2 separate regions of the Homo sapiens genome follow, and region 2 is linked to region 1. The links are chromatin loops, found by intact Hi-C in ENCODE. Cell type or tissue: heart right ventricle. All regions are shown on one strand. Each heading gives the region's core, and the rest is flanking DNA. Links, peaks and the distances in the headings are about the cores only. Region 1 holds the start of DGKB (diacylglycerol kinase beta). Region 2 overlaps DGKB (diacylglycerol kinase beta).

Region 1 (10,834 bases), core at 1,861-9,860:
TCATATTCCAAAATATTGCCCCACGTATTCTAAATATGTAACACCACAGAAGGTAATAAATGTGTTCTGAGTAATTTTATACTAATCATGACTTCTACTTATTAAAATACACACTTGCTCTCAGACATCATAGTTTTTATTTGAAAGCCAGTTCTCTAGTCTTTGGTGGGCAGGGGGCAAAGGCAAAATATTGTGGAAGTGGGACTACCTATTCCTTCAGCGGATAGAATTAGAGCCTGTAATACAGTTCATTAAAAGAAGTGTTTATTAAGCTCCAATATTATATTAGACACTGTGTTAAGCACTAAACTTCCAAAGATAAATAAGGTTGAACCCCTTCCTCAATGTAAAAAACAGATTATTTCAATTCTCTGTGGCATATTCAATAATAAAGGCAAGCACAAGTTTCAGTGGAACCATATAGAAAGACTGTTGGGCCCGTGGTAGAATCCAACTAGATACCTCAAAGTGTCATGATACTAGAGTAGGAGATTAAAGGACAAAAACACATTATCAAATGAAACACATTAGCATGGAGAGCGGGCAGAGGAGTTTGGGTGTCCAAAAGTAAATTACAGAGAGCCAAATGTAAGCAGAGACAAAGAAGGTGCAACATTGTGCGAACTGTGGAGGGTTATAATAAGCCAGTTGTGGTTAATAGTGGATTTAGATCCTTTTGGTTAGAAGAGTGGTCTCCAGAGCTAGACTGCCTGGGTTCAAACCCCGGCTCTATTCCTACCAGTTTGTAACTGTGACAAGTCACTTAACCCTGTTGTCCTTCAGTTTGCTCTTTTATAAAACGGGAATGAGGATAATAATTATCCCATAAGGGTATGATCAAGATTAAATATGCAAGATATTTATAAAGGCAAATGCCATGTAGTAAGCACTCAATGAAAGTTACTATCATTATTTTTAAACTAGAAGAGGAAGGGAGCCAATGAGCAAGAGAGCTGATTTTAGCACCACATTCAAAAATCAATCCTGAAAACTAACTCTATTCCCAACCCCAACCTGAAGTGTCACAAATGACAAGAGAATGAATCAGGGCCAACAATGTGAATGTATTTGCAAAGCTCTGTCACCACATACACATCTGACAATAGCTCAGGAGCATCCAGTTCGCTTATGGAGCGAGTCCATTTATTCTCTGATTTTGAAGGTAACAGCTTTTGTGCTCCTTGAATCTATAGTGATCGGCATATTGCCAATCAAAAATAACTGAGTTGGGGACATTGTGTTTCAAGTTTACAATGCAATACAAATTCCCTGTTAAAAGGCAAATCCTTCATTTCAAATTGTTGACTCAGAATATCCTTAAAAAAGAATTTCGGCTGTTTAAATTTAGCATGCTGAGAAAGACCAATCTTAAAATATTGTTTGGCTCTACGCCCATAACATTTTCACTTTATTCTTTGTTAGTGTTTGTCTTCTGTGATAAGACAAGTGACAGTAATCATGTTAGTCTCTGTAACACTTCACATTTTACCTAAATGAACCATTTTGTTTTTATCCTCACCAGTTAAAGATGGCTTTTGCTTCCTGGCAAATTTTCAGAAAGTGATTGTGCAAGAATCAGCGATATGTCCAACTACTCTTTTACCTCTTCAGTCAGCATCTGGCCTTTCTCCGCCACTTGTCTTTGAATCATTGTTTTTCCACTTTTAAAAAGAGTATGTAAAGGAGATTATCTGATGACTAGCATAATCTAATTTTTATAATAAGACTTTACAGCTATTTAAAGAGATGTTTTGAGTCTGCACTTTATCTGTGACTAAAGATCTCTACCCTACACACACACCCCAAAGAGTTTGTTATTTAGTGTCCCTCAGGACAAAGAGTGTGGACATATTTTTGGACCAGCCTTCCACTATATGATTCCCTTATTTTCTTTTTATACCTCTCTGTGTTTAGATCTTCCAACTTTTCTCCTCTCATATTAACTGCATTATCTTCCATTTCCTTCCTGGAAATGTCCCCATGTTCATTTTCAGAGTTTGGGTAGCCAAAGCAAAGCCTGAAATTGGAATCGTGAGTGTGCCAACTTTGGATCTGGGGTCAATGCAGGTGGATTCCAGTTTAGGTGGATCCAATTTTGGGTATCATCAGAGAAGGAAGATCTCTCAAGCACTATCCACCCACGGCATCCACAAAATAATATGCTCAACCCCACCCTGATCCATAGTAGAGTACCATTTTAATTTTTTTTAAGTAGCAAAGCAGTTAAGAATTAGAGTTAGTCACATCGAGTGGTAAATTCTAACCCAGCATTCACTAAATACGTTGCTTTCAGAAATTTGTTTATTCCCCCTGAGTTTGAGTTTTTTCTAAAGGGGAGAAAATGCCGTCTCCCTCCTGTGAGGGGCATATGTAAATGAGAGAGCATATGTAAAGCTCTTGACACAGTATGTGCAACTGCTGCACTCAAAATAACTGCCCACTACTACTCATTCGTTGTGTGACGAACAAAGCACATGAGAAAATAATCCAGGGCTATCAAGTAGTTGAACCTACTTCATAGTAAATACCCAAGATATTGACTATGGTATTGGGACATAACATATGTGACTCACTTGATCAGAATTTGCGTTGGTGTTTTACAAGAGAAAGAGAATGCTATTGCTGGAAGAGAGGCAACAGGAATAGGCTTCTTCACTATTTTTCCTGGAGTTTGCTCTGGGCAAGTGCTCCTCGGCTAGAGGTACTACTCTTTAGAGAATACTGCAACAGTATTGTGCATATATAAATACAGCTCTGTTCCTGAAGGCAGCCAGAAGAAACATCCAGGAGAGGATCATCTTGAAATGTCATTTCAAGCCTATAGATCACATCATAGTCGTTATCAGTAGGCAGAATTAGATTTCGCGATCAGCAGCTATCTTCATCTGGCTTGTCTGACTACAACTCTCCGTTCTTTCAATAGTGTGCAAGAAAAAGCATCAGTCATAGGATACTAGTTCAGACACTATCCCAGCAAAACTTACCAATGGTTTTAAATTGTTAAAACAATTTAAATAATTGTTTTATTACACAAATGATTTTTATAATCTTCCCAGTCATAACTTGAGCTTTGCTTACCAGTAGGACAAGAAAGTATGAAGCAAAGGCATTGCCACCGCTCAACTCCAACTACATAAGTTTCTAGATTTAAAAAAATTTTGTCAAATTTTTATCAGTGCTCTTAACCTAATTTTCTTCCTCTTTAGCTACATAAAGATTTCAGGTAATAATAGTTGACTCTAGAGTATTAGGGAACTGCTTGCAAATTTGCTCCAACCATATTCTTCTATTCTTCATATAGACTTTTCGTTTTCTTTCTCATTGCTGTCAAAAATTTTTAACCACCCTCATGTATGCACTATTGTAGCAAATATATTCCCTGCATTATATTTTACTCAGTGATTCACAAGGTCACATGTAGACTTTATGCACAGGGATACTATGTATGTGTGTGGCATGGATCGCCTATAACAAATTGGGCACTCCAACAATGCCAAAAAATATTAAGTAAGCCTTTATACCTGGAGATCCCCGTGATGAGTAGAAAATTAGCCAAGACTATTCCAATGACATTCTTGACGTGTTTTATTTTTGGTAAAAGCATGAAGATTTGGTGGATTAGAGAAAGAGTAGCACAATTTAAAACTGAAATTATAGGATAAGAGTAGTCCTTGGTTACCCATTTTCTAAAGACAGAGGATTTCAGAATTACTTTGTTTTTCACAATTGTTATTTCACAAATTTTGAAGCTTCTTCTCCTATGGAATATATGCTAGCCTATGGACGTATCCAGATTAAAATCTTACATTCTCTTTTAGGTAATTTCTGTTTTGTCAATAATTTTTCTTGGAGAAAAATGTACTAATACAGTGTTTTCTCCAATGATCCTCCAACTAAGTCTAACATTTTTGTGTAATATATGCTTTCTGTTTGAGGGATTTCCACCCCCCCCCACCCCCCACTGCCCCACCACCACTGTAAAAATCTGGTCAATGCAAGAGGACCTGGTTAGGTACCCCAACATTTTTAACATTAATTATTTCTGATTTATTTTCTAGAAAAGACCTTCAGTATTCTGCTTGCATTCATGTTTATTTGGTCATTTGCTTTACAATGGACTGGTCCTTGCTGACCTGTTTTTAAAAGAGTTGGTTATCTGCAATTTGAGCAACCAGTTGAAGTTGTTTTATAAAAGTTTTAAGCCTTCATTTTCTGCCAGTGAACACAATGCTGCTTGGTTTCTAAGTATAGAGCCATCTATGTAAAAATCGCCACTTTAAAATCACAAGAAAGAGACTGTTCAGCAAGTGGAGGAGATTATTGCAGCAGGAAGAAACTGAGGGGACCCTCCATGTGGCACCCACTGAAGAGTATTTGAATGTTTATCATATCATCAGTGTGGCCTAGGCTGTTGCCTAGCAGTTATCTAGAGACCTACTTCACGTTTTATTTTAATTTAATAAGGTAAATCGAAGACTTTTGTTTGCTTGCTTGCTTGTTTAGTTCACAGATTAGGAATAAATCTGGACTGGAACTTGTAACAATTAACTAGGGCATTTGAAAGTCCAAGCCAGCCTCTTTATGAATTACATTTTGAAAAGACAAGCTGCTATCTCATTGGTAACTTTCAGGAGACCACTCTTGGAATTAAATTTAGAAAACATTTATCAGTTATGTTGCCCAAAATCACAATGGACAGGGCACTTTCTGCATAGCTAATACACAAGCGGCATCCGCCTGCAAATCACAGAGCACCCCTACTATAGCATAACTAGGACAGGAGTCAGGGAGACGAACCGATTTAACATTTCATGGAGAATTCAAAGCTATGCTTCTCTAACTTTCCTCCCCATTTCTTCCCAGCTTCCCTTCCCCCGCACCACACACCCAGAAGCCACTCAATTTGCCAACCATGTCCAGTTTAACTTACTGCAGTGTGATGCAGGCGAAAGCTGAGCGCATCTCTGAAGCGAGAGCCACTGCTTTTCCGGAGAGGAACTGGGACTAGCCAGTTCTCAGGATCCTTTCCAATTCACACGCTCCCGGCACAGTAAGAAGGCTCCCACACAGCTCGGCTTCCCCAGAGGAGTGGAGCTTCAAGAACTCTGCTCACAGCATCCTCCTCCCCACTGCCACCCCCTTCCAGAACACCCGGCCCATTGGAACTAGTGTCTGAAAGATGGAAATCTACTTCCAGGCAGCAACACAGGCTGCCTGCAGTTCACCCGTCTCTGATCATTTGCAACTAAAAAACAGCGGAGGCTGAAAGACGTAGGTTTCCGGAGCCTGAAAGTCATCTTTGGCGTCCCCCTTCCCCACCTCTCACTCCTCCCACTTCATCCCCGCTCCTCTATCGCGTCCACCCCCAGTCCTCCAGACTCCCACTCAAGCTAGCTATCACAAATGATTATTTTATCATCCAAACCAGTAAGCAGCTGAAGGAAACAATTTGTCAGAGATGAAATACCTGTTGTCCATGACTAACGCTCTTCTTCAGTCTCTCTTAGTCCTTGATTTATGTCAAGACGCGTTGATATTGGAAGTCTGTGCAGTGTGTGTGTGTGTGTGTGTGTGTGTGTGTGTGTGTGTGTGTTGAGGAGGAGGCGATTTGCGCGGCTGCAAGCACCAGCCCTGCCTATCTCTGGCTGCCGCTTCTCCAGCTGCTATTGCTACTCTTGCTGATGGAGCTCAGGGGAAAATGAGACAGGGAGACAAGGCTATACAGCTGTTTAACTGCTGGTCCAGTTATAAGACAGGGGAGGAGACGGTGCAGGTGAGAGGCTGTTGAGACAGTGAGCTGGATTCACTGCAATTACTACCACTCACTATACATCTCAGGGAGGAAATATGATACCCGTCTCCCCTCTCCCTTCTACAACTGTAGTCCTTGGTGGGTCATTGTTCAGCAACCATCTGCCGAAGCCACTTCTACCAATTGTAGCAGCTGCAGACGCTCTTGCTGCATTCCGGCTTGGTAACCTCGGAGCAGGTGACTGGAGGATGGATGAAGTAGAAAGGCAGTTAAATATTGGGAGAAACTCTATGTATGTGTAACCAATCAGGGCACAGATAAAAATAACAATTTTGAGGCACGTGTGTAAAATAGTGTATTAGGGTAAGAAAAATGTAAGTAAGTCAATAATCAAGATTTTTGTGGACTGTGTACAAAACCAGACAGTTATTAAGCAGTGTGCTTACCAGCTTATACACGGGGTATCTTGACATAGAAGTCCCGTGGTTGCTCTTAACTTATCTATATAATATTCTCAATGATTTCAATGCATTAACATCTCTCTGTCAGCTACAGACTCTGGTAAAACCAACTTGATTCTGTCTTCTATTAACTTTCATTTGCTCTCCTTATTGGCTGCTCTCATTAATCTCCAACATATTCTCATAAAAAATATGACATTCGGCAGAACTTAGAAATGGAAGACGTTCTCAAATCCCCCAAAGAATAGAATACTTCTTAATTACTAGTAACATTTGCTCTAGTAATAGTCTGTCTTCACTTTCTTGTTCTGTAGATTGAGTAATCATGAACAACCCCTCCTAAATACACACACACACACACACATCACTTAATTGAATAGTACTTTTAATCCACTTTCAGCCTCCAGTTGTCTGAGCTAAAAATAAACTTAATTCCTTTTGATTTTATTTGTAATGCACGCCTTTAATTATTTCTGCCTCTGAGTACTTTTCATATTGGCCATATTTTTTCCCAGTTGTTAGGGCTTGTGTAATCAGGGTTAATCAGGGTTAAATTAAACAGAGGGGGAACACGGAAGAAAGAAAATATAAGAAAAGACCCAGAAGGAAGAAAATAACCCAAAAGGATTAAATAATACATCTTTCCCTGATGTGTTTATACTGCCTTTAGCTAAACAAAGACCAGTTAATGAGCAAAGCATTTATCAATTATCCAACAAATATCAATTTGCCAAAGCCAGCCTAACTTCAATTTTAACAGATTTTATCAGAGGCTAATATTTTGTTTTAAAAATCATATAATACCTTAAATGCGAATAGCATCCAGAATTTTTTAACGTCAAAATTCTAATTAAACATGATGCCAAATAGCTATTTTTCTCTTCATTTGTTGTCTGTCCATTAAATAATTATTGTATCACACAATTAATATTATTAACAGTCTGAAGAGTACCTTTTTTATACTTGTGTACACTGCAGTGTAAGGAAGTAGGCACAAGAAGTCTCTAGCACATAGAAATACATTTTGATACAAAAGGCCAACTTTATCCACAAATGGTATGATTTTAAACTTGCCCTGCTCAACAAATTCATCCCTTACTATAACTAGCAGGATCTTGCCATTTGTAGTTTAGCAGGGTTTTCTTTTTGATCTTTTTGGTTATTGTTTTTTGTTTTACCTTTACTCCCATTTTGAAATTAAATCATATTTAGGAAGAGCACTAACACTCTAAACATTATTGAGAGACATAATTTATTAGCTATCTTCATTATAAATAAGAAGGAGTCTAAACATCTGGTCTGGGTAGAGCTGGAAGAACTACAAGATGTTAAAATAATTGGTAATGAGTATTTAACATCCATCTTGTTAGTTTTTTTTTTTTTTTTTTTAACAGCTTATAGCATTACTAAGATTCACTTTAAGAAAAAACCACTCTCTTAAAACTACAAGGTTTGGTAATGGAGGAAGAAAATTTTCAGTTAAGGATTGGTGATTGAATCTTATTCCTGACTCATAACTCAAGATTTTCCATTTTGTGGTAAAACTTACAAATCACTCCCTTACAACACTGTGCCCATTTCTCCAAGATGCTTCTCTGCTCCCATCACTAGATTTTCAGAAACTTCATGGGAATCTGTTTATCATTCATCAATCTAAAAAATAAGAGAAAAATGAACTTGCTCTATACTCATTCCTCAACATAATCATCAATTTGTGAAAATATATAGAAACGAATCATATTAATTTTCATCTACATCTCCTTCATCATCAAAACAAGTATTCCCAAACTAAATTTTGTAATTTAATGATAGTCATTTACTGAAGAGAACCCAAAAGTTTGCAAACTGTACAACAGCAAAAGCAAGCCATGTTTGCTTAGTTCATTCATGCGTCTCTAGCATCTACCAAAGTGCTTAGAAAGTGGTATGTGCACAGTAAAATAACGTTTGAATACGTGAGTGAATGAATTAATCTGTGAGTGCAGGGCATTGGGAAGATAAGTGAGCTGGAAATAAGGGTGTTTGAATTCTTTTCGTCTTTTTTCTGCTGCTAAATAACTGGCACTTTAAGGATGTGACTCACTTCTCAGGGTCTCTAAGTGTCCTTTCATATCTATCACTCACAGGCTCCACAGAACTGCACAATAATGCCTGTCCTTAAGATTCCTCCAAAATGAATTTTCTACTATACAAACTCAATCAATAAAGTTATCTAGAATCTAATTTCCTGAGGGGGCTTTCAGGGTCCTATTTAATCCCTAAGAAATTCACAGCTCTCTCTCTACTCCCCTTTTGACTTCTAAATCCCTACCTAGTCTTGTGATTACTGGACTAGAGCCTTAAAAAAAAAACAAAAACAAAAACAGATTGCTACACATTTATGTGTGCTTGTTCCTAAAATGTTGGCCTTATATCAAGGATTACAAGCAAGACAACTTTCATTTACCTTTCATCACTCTTAATAAATTAATTCTTAAACAAACAAAATAAATGATGAGAGACAGCACTTAAACTGTGAAGTATCAGAAGTTATTGACATTAGATAGAAATCTATCTTTTTTCTTTTTTCTGTCTTTTTTTTTTTTTTTTTTTTTTTTGAGATGGAGTCTCGCTCTATTGCCCAGGCTGGAGTGCAATGATGTGATCTCGGCTCACTGCAACCTCTGCCTCCCGGGTTCTAGCGATTCTCCTGCCTCAGCCTCCCAAATAACTGGGATTACAGGCGCATGCCACCATGCCCAGCTAATTTTTGTATTTTAGTGGAGACAGGGTTTCACCATGTTGGTCAGGCTGGTCTCGAACTCCTGACCTCGTGATCCACCCACGTTGGCCTCCCAAAGTGCTGGGATTACAGGCGTGAGCCACAGTGCCCGGCCTCCAGAAATCCATCTTTAATCACAGCACTGTATGTAAACTGGTGCTTAAAAATTACTTTGTCATGTTAATGTTTTTCAACAAACATTTATTAAACATCTATTATCTGCAAAGCATTGGGAAAAGAAACAGTTCAATAGGATATAGCTTTATCTTTTAAAGAATATACAATCCCATAAATAAAGGTATTCTCACTTTAAATTTTTTATATAAGTATTTTATCTTTCAAAAAAAATAAATTGCTCAATAATTTAAATCCTTACCAACTTTGGCTTTAATCATGAGAGGATAGCTACTTCCTAAATTTAACAAAGTGCCATACGGGAGCTTTTCCACTGGTTTTAAATCAATGAATCAGTGGGACATAAGCTGGAAGGCTAGGAGAGATTCAGAAAAGACATGATATTATTGCACTCCCCTTGAAAAGAATAATGATCATAAAATATGGGATTTGATAGGCCTTCAGATCTCTTTGGGTCCAATTCTCCTCTTTTACAGGAGAGGAAACTAACAAAATAGATCACCATCACTAATTTCTGGGCAGGCCATTTACAGGCCTTTCCACTGGACTTCCTGGCTTTGTCACAAAACAGACGTGCTTCAATTCCCAGCTAGGTTAATTACTGGCTCCATGATTTTGGGAAAATAATTTTTTTCTACACCTTAGTTTTCTCACCTATGAAATGAGGATGCCATAGCACCTACCCCACAGAGTGGTTGAGAGAATCAAATAATGTGTCATGTGTGAAGCACATAGCACAGTGCCTGGCAGCATTCTGCATGTGCGCTTACATGTATACGTGCATGAACACACACACATGTGCACAGGGGTAATGGTTTCCATAACTGTGTGCCCTGTCTTCATTGAAACCATAATTTCTGAGGTTAATATTTAAGTATATGACTTTCAAATTATTCTTATTTCTTTATACATGAATATGTAACTGAATGGTGATGGCAGAATCTGAATGATTCTTAGGGGCAGCAAGCTTATTGTTGACCTAGTAGGCAATTTTAAATCAGAAAGGCAATTCTTCCTCTGCTTCGATGAAGGTACCTGGTATTATAAAGTGGTCTGAGCAATGATAAGTAATATTAATTAGGGGAGAAGATATTCAGTCAAACTTTCTGAGCCACCCACAATGTGTGAAGTCCTAAGCTGGACACATAATTAAGGAACCACAGAAAATGCAGCAAAACACGATTTAAAGCACAGCATAGAAATTCTGTGACAGAGAAATTGTAGTTGTCCAACTGAAGTTTTATGTGGAAAATTAGCAGACTGTAATATAGCCCAGCCATTTATTTGGCTGTCTCAGTGATGGATGTGGAGTAAACTATAATTGATTTAGCAATGGTCATCCACACAGTGTTCCTGAAAATGTCCACGTTTTATACTGCATGACCTCACTTTATTATTTAGACCAATTGTTTAAAAAAAGAGAAGGCATACATATTGTGATTTTATTTTATTTTTTTGAGAAACTACATAGGCCAATTTAACTAGTTCTTCTATACCCACTCTAACCCTTGAGCAATATCCCATCACTCTTTCTAACACGCTGGAGGCCATTTAGGTGTCTCTACATTAGACTTAGAGGCCAAATTATATTCATATTTACACAGAGCCCTGCACACAGAAGGCACTGAAAAGATTTTCAGTTGTATTGATATGGACTTGTATCAAATAATCATTTTAAATGTCAGTTTTGAAAGAGAACAGAAAACCTCCATCTAATAGCTAAAT
Region 2 (10,834 bases), core at 1,110-9,109, 180 kb before region 1:
ACCAGCAAGACAAATCCATCTTCCTGTTTCTACAGTGGTAGCTTACAAACTATTTTTGTTCAAGGCCAATCATAAAAGTGTAAGAAAAATAATTTACATCTTAACACAGCACACACACACGCACGCACGCACACACACGCACACACACATTAGTGGGATTCATAATTGCCCAAATATTTTCTTTTCTATATTAACCTACTCATATTCTATCCTATTCTGAAAATTTTTCTCAAACACCATCTAAATTGAGTTTACTAGCCACCAATGGATCAAAAATCACAGTCTGAAAAAACACGGCTTTGGGTCTTTCCATCCTTTTTTATTTTTAATTTTTTTTATTTTTTTGAGATGGAGTCTCGCTCTGTAACCCAGGGGCTGGAGTGCAATGGTGCGATCTTGGCTCACTGCAACCTCTGCCTCCTGGGTTCAAGTGATTCTCCTGCCTCAGCCTCCTGAGTAGCTGGGATTACTGGTGCGGGACACCACGCCCGGCTGATTTGTGTGTGTGTGTGTGTGTGTGTGTGTGTGTGTGTGTGTGTGTGTATGTTTAGTAGAGATGGTGTTTCACCATGTTGGTCAGGCTGGTCTCGAATTCCTGACCTCATGATCCATCCACGTCGGCCTCCCAAAGTGCTGGGATTACAGGCGTGAGCCACCATGCCCGGCCCCTTTCTTTTTAAAATGAAGTCTTATTTATTTCAAATGTGGCTTTATGTTTTACATTAATTCTACTTCTGTTTATAAAGTTATCAACAGAGACATATATTGTAAACGGAATTTCCTTTTTAATAGAAGTATCAGTGTATGTCTAATACAAACTAATAGTTATTTATGAACCAAAGAAGGCAGGGAATTGAAGACAATCCTGAGCTTTAAAAAAAAAAAAAAAAAGACCGGAATAATTGAAACTAGCCAACTAAAGCTTAGCCAGCTGCAGGAATAAGCAGTTCCAACTTATGATAAAAAACATTTTGGCGCTGACCCTTGACATGACCATAACTTTCAGACTTGGAGAACACAGCACTTGAATTATGGTCGGATAAGCTATGACCTAACTCATCCTGCTGATGAGCTAATCCTCTTTTCCAATGTTTCCCCCTGTGGTACTGAAATGATTTAATCAGCTTGATTTAACTCCTTTATAGAAAAATTCAGAACAAAACAAAAAAGAAAGAAAAGAATATGCTCTGACATTTATTTGAAAGAAAGCCAAATATATTATAGATCTTCACTTATTTAGAACATGGCATGACCATTTGTACTTATACAACTAAGGTAGATGGTGTTTAATTATCAGCTTTCACCATACTGAACACAAACAATTGAGAACGTAAGGATCACATAATTTTGTCTTTTCTGTATGTAATGTATAAATCGAGTATGAATGTACACATATAATTTGTATTTAGCATCACGTTTTTGAAGGAATATGCTACTGTACTAAAATTATTTTTGTTTGGAAAAATGAGTAATATTTTCCATTTTCTTTTCATGAAATATTGTTAACTGAACACTTAAAGCTGTATCATGTATTTATCACATGGAATACGGTTAAATGAATATTTAAAGCTGTATCATGTATTTATTTCCATGAAATATTATTAACTGAATATTAAAGCTGTATCACATATTTAATTGTGTCACAGTTTTACATTTAAATAGCTTAAAGCTTATATAAAAGAAATATGGGCATATATTCAATCTATACATTGAAGAACTAATCAACTCTTCCTTAAGTCCAATAGCAGCCAAATTTGAGAGGTAAAATATATATTTTTGGAATGATTTATAGAGTGCACTGAAGAAGAAGATAAAATGTCAAAGACCTTTTATTATTATTACTTGATAAAAAGAAAATTGTAGAACAGGACTTAATTCTTTAAAACTATTCTTTTTTAAAAAGTTTGAGGCTCACAACAAAATTGAGACTGTACAGAGATTGAACACTGCTTTATATCTTTCCTTCATTTTCTTCACTCAAGTCTTGCTTACTTCAAATATCTCTCTGTGTTTCACATTAATTCTACTTCTGTTTATAAAGTTATTACCCACTACACATGCATATTCCTCCCCACTACCAACATTCTCCACCAAAGTAGTACGTTAGTTACAACTGGTTAAACTACATTGACACCTCATTACTATCCAATCTCTATAATATACATTAGGGTTCTCTTTTTGTTGTATATTCTATGAGTTTGGACAGGTGTATAATGAAGTGTCTACCATTATAGTGTCTTTCAGAGAAGTTTCACTGCCCTAAAATATTTCTACTCTGTTTATTTATCTCTGCCCTCCCAACAATCTCTGAACCTTTCATTTTCTCCCGGATTTTGCCTTTCCCATAGTGTCATAGAGCTGAAATCATACAGACTGGCTATTTAGACTGGCTTTTTTCTGTTATTAATATGCATTTACATTTCCTCCATGTCTTCTTATGGCCTGATAGCTCATTTCTTTTTATCACTGAATAACATTGCATTGTCTGGATGTACTACAGTTTATGCATTCATCAACTTGATTAAATTTTGAGGTGTTTAATTAATAAAAAAGCTTGGCCAGGCACCGGAACTCATGCCTGCAATCCCAGCACTTTGGGAAGCCGAGGTGGGAGGATCACAAGGTGAAGAGATCGAGAACATCCTGGCCAACATGGTGAAACCTCGTCTCTACTAAAAATACAAAAATTAGCTGGGCGCGGTGGTACATGCTTGTAGTCCCAGATACTTGGGAGGTTGAGGCAGGAGAATCGCTGGAACCCAGGAGGTGGAGGTTGCAGTGAGCCAAGATCATGCCACTGCACTCCAGCCTGGGCGGCAGAGTGAAACTGTCTCAAAAATAAATAAATAAATAAATAAAAATAAAAAAACTCACAGATTTATTCCTGCTCCTACCACCTCCCCAAGATCAGCCCACTTTTTTTAAATGTTTCTTTATATTATATTTTCATTTAGTTTTCTGAAAGCAGACCCTGGTCCTCAATCTATCTCCACAGGAGTTATTTTTACACCCTACTCTACCCTTTATTTATTTATTTATTTATTTATTCATTTTTTTTTCTTTTGCCCTTTCCCTAAATCTGGCTGAAGCTCACTACTTATCTTCCTCGATTGCAGTTCACTACCCTGAAAAAAGTCCTTTTTCCTTTTAAGAAGTTTGCACTAATCTAATGGTTATTCAGAAGCTTAGGAGACAACATGTACGGCAACCAAAAAGTTGCAAGCCTGACTTCTTGACTACAGCTGAGATGGTAAAATGATAACATGAAATAGTAAGTGAGATCCTTTCTAGCAGCAATAGCCTCTGGTGAGGAAGCTCAAAATTCTATTTTTAATTAACAAAGGCCAATTTTACACACCCAGTCATCAGTGAAATTCTCTCTTTACAACTAAAATGAAACATAAAGCTGGGCAAAACAAAAGGGTTTGTTTGTTTTTTGGCCTCAAGTGATCAGAGCTAAATATTGCTTCAGAGTAAATATTGCAATTGACACTTAAAGTAGTATAATCTGCAGATTCTTCTACTTGCCCTAGGCTATACTACTTTAAATATTTCATCACAAAAGTGAAGCAAATGTGTGTGTGTGTATATATATGTGTGTGTGTGTGTATATACACATACACACACATATATATGTGTATGTATATACTACAATAGTACAAAATAAAGTGAAAAGTAAGCATTGTAATTAGAGCGTATTAGTCTTTTAGGAATAATTATCTTGTACTTAGCATTTATTTCTGTTAAAATAAGTTCATTATATATACACATACATACATACACACATACACATTCTTTTCTTCAAAGCTTTAGTTATAAAAAGTAGTTAGCATTAGTCATATCGAATGTTGCCTATGATTATCACATTTCTAAGCACATGATTTTCATTATACTCCAATCTAGACACTTCATTTCTTGAAACAATAACCTCAAAAGTTGTATTTAATAGATAATTTTAATTCCAGCTTCAGGTTCAATTATTAGCAGATAAGTTTTGGGTAGCTGTTAAATTAGTGCCTCTGGTCCAGTTTGTTTCATTTTCAAACACTTGCATTTCATATAATGTAAACAGTGACATTTTCTCTATTTCTTAATGAAATAGTCAAAAACAATAACATGGATCACATTTCTAAATTTATAAGGCAATACAACACTGGCAATTTAGCTTTTTCTTTTAAAATATTGGTTCAATTTACAGAAACGTATCAGATTTATTTATCACATAGTATAATTATATTTCCAACATCCATACTATTGGTCATAATGAGTAGCATAGATAATCAGAATAAAAATAGTTGATATTAGTATTGTCATATATTTCATGATTTTTACACTTAATCTTTCAACTATGCTTGTTGTAGTATATTATAATTATCTTTCATTCTTTATGTTTACCCAAACCGGCAGCAAAATTAGGTAGATGGCATTTTCAGTGAATAAGAAATGTAATAGAGATGGTGATTCCTTATAAAGAGAAGACAGACTGTGAGATACAGTCCCTGATATGAAACTGGGATCAGACAAACCTCTCTGAGAACATACTCTGGTTTTCATCTGTTTGGACATTGGCAAAAACCCCAAACAAGCAATTACAGGGAGAAGGACTTAAAGTATAGGTCTTTGGGGATAACGTTTTAAGAGCAGAGTAACCTCTGTGAAGGAACAACATTAATAACAGCTCTGGTTGTGTGCAAACAATACTTTTGTACAGTGGTCTTATTTGACCCTACAATTCTGTTTTAAAGATGAGAAAGTGGAAAGTCAGTAAGTAAACTGTTCGTGATCATATACCAGTCAGTCAACGGAGCAAAAAGGTGAAGACAAATCATCTCATTCCAAACTTTGGACTCTTTTTAAAAGCAGTAAAAATGAGATCTGTCTACACCAGTGTTATCCAATAAAATTTTCTGAAGGCTGAGTTCAGTGGTTCACACCTGTAATCCTAGTGTTTTGGGAGGCCAAGGCAAAAAGATCATTTGAGTCCAGGAGTTTGAGCCCAACCTGGGCAAAATAGGGAAACTTCATCTCTATAAAAAAAAATTTTTAATTACCCATTTGGGGTGGCATGCATTTGTAGTCCCAGCTACCTAGGGGGCTGAGCAAGAGGATCACTTGAGCCCAGCAATTCAAAGTTACAGTAAGCTATGATCACACCACTGCAGTCTGGGCAACAAACAGAGCAAGATTCTGTCTCTTGAAAACAAAAAACAGAAAACAAAAAACAAAAAAACTTTCTGCACTCTTCAATACAATAAAATTAACTACCTATGTCTATTTGACCAAAATTATTAATGAATTTAAATTTAAATAGCAGTGGATAGCTAGTGGCTACCATATCAGGTTGTGCAGGCTCTATACTGTATGCAGATGGATAATTGAAAGTTATTTAAATTATTCTCAGTAATTTGAATATATATAAGTATGGGACAAAAATAATTAAACCACCACATATTAAAAGAGCCCATGATGCCAAATTTTCTGTATTTATCACATGAAAAGAAATTCCAATAATCTCCTTAAATTTCACTGTACAGATATTGTTCAGAATGTATAATATCTTTAAAACAAAAAGGATATGTTGATTTTTTTTTTTTTGAGATAGGGTCTCACTCTCTGATGCCCAGGCTGGAGTGCAGTGGCATGTTCACTACAACCTCCACCTCCAGGGTTCAAGAGATTCTCCCACCTCAGCCTCCAAGAAGCTGGAATTACAGGTGTCAGCCACCACATCCAGCTAATTTTTGTATTTTTTGGTAGAGACGGAGTTTCACCATGTTGGCCAGGCTGGTCTCAAACTCCCGACCTCAAGTGATCTCTGTACCTCAGCCTCCCAAAGTGCTGGGATTACAGGGGTGAGCAACCACGCGCAACCAATATGTTGAAATTGAACTTTATGCTATGTATGCACACCAAAACATTGAAACATAATTTATTTAATGAATAATGGTAATGACTGGCATTTATTAAGCATTTATAATGTACACAATACTATTTCAAATGAAGTACATGTATCCTGTTTTTCTTCAGTCTCACAATAGTTAATAAAATACATACACATATTATCCCCATTTTACATCTAAGAAAACAGAGGAGAGAACAAGTTGCACAGGTACGACTCAAAATGCAGTCTGAATTGGAGTTTTATTATTTATTTATTTTTATTTATTTATTTATTTATTTTTGAGATGGAGTCTCACTCTGTCGCCCAGACTGGAGTGCAGTGGCGCAATCTGGGCTCATGGCAACCTCTGCCTCCCAGGTTCAAGCGATTCTCCTGCCTCAGCCTCCCAGGTAGCTGGGATTATAGGCACCTGCCACCACACCCAGCTAATTTTTGTATTTTTAGTAGAGACGGGGTTTTTTTATGTTGGCCAGGCTGGTTTCTAACTCCTGACCTCAGGTGATCCATGGCCTCCCAAAGTGCTGGGATTACAGACGTGAGCCACCGTGCCCGGCCAGAATCGGAGTTTTATACTCTAAGCATGATTCTGTGAGGCTGGACAGAGAAAAATAAATCAGAGGAAACTGTCTTCTGCCTCTCAATAAAAGACCTTTGTTTTAAGAGTCTGGTTTTCAAGACTCTTAAGGGTGGATACATTGATTAAATCATAAACATTTGAAAGAAAATTAGAAACCATAGCCAGAGCTAAGAACTCTAAATTTTCATCTTCCATTTGGCCCATGTCTTGGGCCATCCATCATAATATGTTTGTGAACATGTATTTATATGTGTGCTTGCATGTGTAAACATGCACATATATTTGCCAAATCTTTACGTATGATTTTTCTTATTGCTCATCTGTGTTTTTGATAGATATACAACTAGCCCTTTATAATCATAAACACAATAAATATTCAGGACCCTTAAGATTAGTCATGTAAAACCAGACCCCAGGTACTGAGGATAAAGCATGGAACAAAGCAGGAAAATCCCATTTCCACAGAGCTTTCATTCCAGGGGATCAAAGCAAGTGTCCAACACCATTGCATATTTTCTAGCTATGACTAGGTGTTTTTATGAGTGAAATAATGTTATGATGGATTTGGGCCTCTGCAGGGTATTAAATCTCTTATTTCCTTTTGCTAGAATATTACAAACTGTAAATAAATATTTTTGAACATGAAAGTACAAAAATGTTAAGACAACACTATTATTTAGTATGCAACCATTAAGATGAAAATGAAAATACAGAAACTCCTGTGTGTTGGGTGAATAAATCTAATAATAAAGTAAAGGTGGAAAATTTGAGGACCAAATTTTACTTGGAATATTCAGATGGAAGAAAAAAGAAACCTGATTATTCAAGTCTAACATATTAAAAACCATTTAATGATTAAAGGAGAGACTTGAAGAGAAATCATCCCTTACTGGCAGTAATTATGTTAAAAACAGGACCACAAAATTATTGCAAGGAAGAGGTTGGCAGGATAAAATATTTTTTGAAGTAAAATAATCTGTGGATCATTACTTCTAATGACAATAATTAGAAGTATGAATTCAATACTACAGAGGTACATCAAATGTAAAGGTTGATATAAATAAATATGAATTGGCCAGTAGACAGAATTTATTTCATCTGTATTCCTGGAGCATTTCTGTGTCAGTAAGTTTATTACCTCAACAGTAATAAGTATATCGACATTAAGAAATACACCAATATATTTTAAATATCTACTATGTGTCAGGAATTCCCCTATCTCATAGTCACACAAGCTATGTAGTCTGTTCAGTTTGTGTTTTGGGGACCCTGACTTTCCTTGTTTGCATTGTGGAAACTGAAATAACTGATCAGTTATAAAAGACCTGTTAAGGTACAGCACAGTAATAAAAAATACACATACACACATATATATTTAATATCCTCAAGACAGTCCTAATAAGAGAAATATCTTCTCAGCACAATTAATGAAGTATACCTTTCAGCAAGAACATTCAGTAAGTCTATTTGGTGAAAGAACATTTCTCCCAAGGTTCAAGTATCTCATTCTCATTGTACAATTTTCTGTTCTTAATTGATTAACTTCCTGACAGACATTTTCCTTTTCTATCTAAAATAAGTACTTGGGGCGTGACTCAAATGCACAGAAAACATAAAATGACATAATCCTCCTATTGATATTATAGCTTATTGATATGTGTAGCATCACAGTGCAAATTAACCATTGCCTCATCAAACAAGCAATGGGAGAGTTGGGGACCAATGATAAGGCATCTAATTTTTTTCAGAGATAGCTGTTACTACTCTCAATCTGAAATATCTTCTGGACCCTTTTATACCGTCAGCCTCATTCTCCTTCATGATAGCTGCCACCTCACTAGCAGTGTAATTATTTTCTGGCTTAAAATCTCATAATGGCTTTCCGATTTCTTCTGGATAAAATTCACAACTTAGCATGACAGGCAAAACTCTTCCCCACCTGGCCTTGGCTACCTCTCTCGCCTCTTCTGCAGAAGCACAACTGGAGTCCAGGCCAGATCCAGACCTCTCAGTGCTCCTAACAAGTCTATCTTCCTCCAGTCTCCTAAGGTCCTTGGGGCTTTGACCTTGCCAGGCCCTCTTTCCTCATTCCACTCCAGGCCATGCCCGATACTTACAAGGTCATGAGCATCATCTGCTCTGGGATGAACAGAAATGACCTTTTTGAACTCCTATCTTAGTTTAAGTGAATCATGAGGATCCCACATTCCCAGTCATCTTCAGCCTCAAGCTGCACTTTCCAGCCTCCTTTTTTTTTTTTTTTCTCTGAGATGGAGTCTCGCTCTGTCGTGCAGGCTGGAGTGCAGTGGCGCCATCTCAGCTCACTGCAACTCTGCCTCCCAGGCTCAAGCAATTCTCCTGCCTCAGCCTCCCGAGTAACTAGGATTACAGGTGTGCACCACCACGCCCAGCTGATTTTTGTATTTTTAGTAAAGACGGGTTTCACTATGTTGGCCAGGCTGGTCTCAAACTCCTGACCTTGTGATCCCCCCACCTCAGCCTCCCAAAGTGCTAGGATTACAAGCATGAACCACTGTGCCAAGGCTCCAGCCTCTTTTTGTATACATTTTTGCCAATACTACTTACTACCATCTGATATGGTACACGTATTTACTTTTCTGTATGTCTGCCTCTCCCCACTAGAATGGAAACGGGTTTCATTTTCTTTCTTTTTTTTTTTTTTTTTTTGATGGAGTCTCACTCTGTTGCCCAGGCTGGAGTGCAGTGGCGCCATCTCGGCTCACTGCAAGCTCCGCCTCCTGGGTTCACGCCATTCTCCCGCCTCAGCCTCCCGAGTAGCTGGGACTACAGGCGCCTGCCACCACATCCGGCTAATTTTTTGTATTTTTAGTAGAGACCAGGTTTCACCGTGTTAGCCAGGATGGTCTCGATCTCCTGACCTTGTGATTCGCCCACCTTGGCCTCCCAAAGTGCTGGGATTACAGGCACGAGCCATCATTTTGCTCACTGATGTATCCCTAACAACTTGAACAGTAAATATCAATTTATAAGTGATGAATTTTGAATCTATGAATACTGAATGTCTTACAGTTCATACATTGCCCTTTGATGGGACATTAAAAAATTTTTGAATAGAAATGTGTATGTTGATTTCTCTCCTTGGAACTCCTTTCACATCCTTTCCCACCCTTACTTACTCCCCTCTCCAACTTTACCTGGATAACTCCAATTTACACTGGATGACTCCTGCAACGGTTCACCTCCTCTTTTCCTCTAGTTTTATTTGGGCTCCTGTAGGCACCTCACTCTTTTCTCCACATAGTCAGTTCAAAAGTGGTTTACAATATTTATTTTATTATAATATAACTGAACACATAATTGTTCATCTTTTTGCTTGACTTTAAAGGATCCTCAGCTTTCCTGTGGAAGTTCTAGCATATAATGAGTTTAAATAAATAGATAGGATGCATGAATTAATGAATGAATAAAATAAATTACTAAATGGCACACCTATCAATTGAGTGCCTATTATTATTTAAAGGGGGCTAGGAAAATCTTCTCTTTCTTTCTTATAAAACAATTAGGAAGAAACAACAACAAAAACTGTTACGCTGACCTGCAACAAGTACCAGACATTTTCTATTACAGATGCAACATTTTGGACATTGTGTAGTCCAACAGAAACAAACAGTATGAGTGTTTAAATGAGTTAATATACTATATTACGTCCTATTTTAATTACTATATTATTAAAGAAACTAACAGTTACTAATAATTGCTGTTGATTGCTATCTTATATGTAAAGAAAGGTAATTTCTCTGAAGGCAGTTAATTCAGTTAATGAATACTAAATGGTTGGAGTTGGCATGGGTGGCGATGGAGAAGGGACAGGGATGCTACAAGGGACAAATGGTGTCTTGTAAAAGTACCAGAGTGCCAGGGTTTCTTCCCAGTTGCACACTCCAGGTGTGCCATCTTATTAATCATTGAATTCCTAGTATGGAACACACCGCGTGCTATTTAATTAAGACTGACACTTTAGCTGAGGCTTTAAGGAAGCATTGGGTTTTCATGCGATAAGGGCAAAGAAACATTATGTAAGAAAACTCAGTCCTGAGTGAGAAAAGCAGGTTTAAGTCACAGCAAATAGTTGGATATGGGGTGCATAGGGCAGGGAGATGGAGCGAATAGGGCTGTAGGCAGATGCTATAGCCTACGTGACATGGTGCTTCATGGCCATGGAACTCTGATTTTATCACCTTCTTCACTGTGACTCTGGATCCTGGAGTCTCATAAAGGTTACTTCAGGTGGGAATGAATGTCTCAAAAGGTGGGGATGACTGCAACTCCATGTACTCATGTATCTCCAGCACCCATGCCCTTCACTAAAGCAA

Evidence for each region. Peaks named below come from ENCODE experiments on the same cell type or tissue, not always from the same donor. Only the 100,000 strongest peaks of a DNase experiment are listed, where the experiment ranks them.
Region 2: it touches region 1 in a loop (3-fold over the local background); 4 of 110 quality-filtered maps call a loop at or near these places.

Annotation. Positions count from the first base shown.
Region 1 is chr7:14,897,662-14,908,495 of GRCh38, forward strand. It overlaps DGKB (diacylglycerol kinase beta), which reads right to left and starts at 5,090. Exons shown (of 26, transcript NM_001350709.2): 1 at 4,931-5,090. In heart right ventricle, for the core only: no CTCF peak of the experiment used is centred there; a DNase peak (open chromatin) is centred at 5,070; H3K4me3 peaks cover 1,866 bases; H3K27ac peaks cover 312 bases.
Region 2 is chr7:14,719,976-14,730,809 of GRCh38, forward strand. All of the region lies in intron 5 of DGKB (diacylglycerol kinase beta), which reads right to left. Among named protein-coding and RNA genes, the nearest start is that of DGKB, 180 kb to the right of the region's middle. In heart right ventricle, for the core only: no CTCF peak of the experiment used is centred there; no DNase peak of the experiment used is centred there.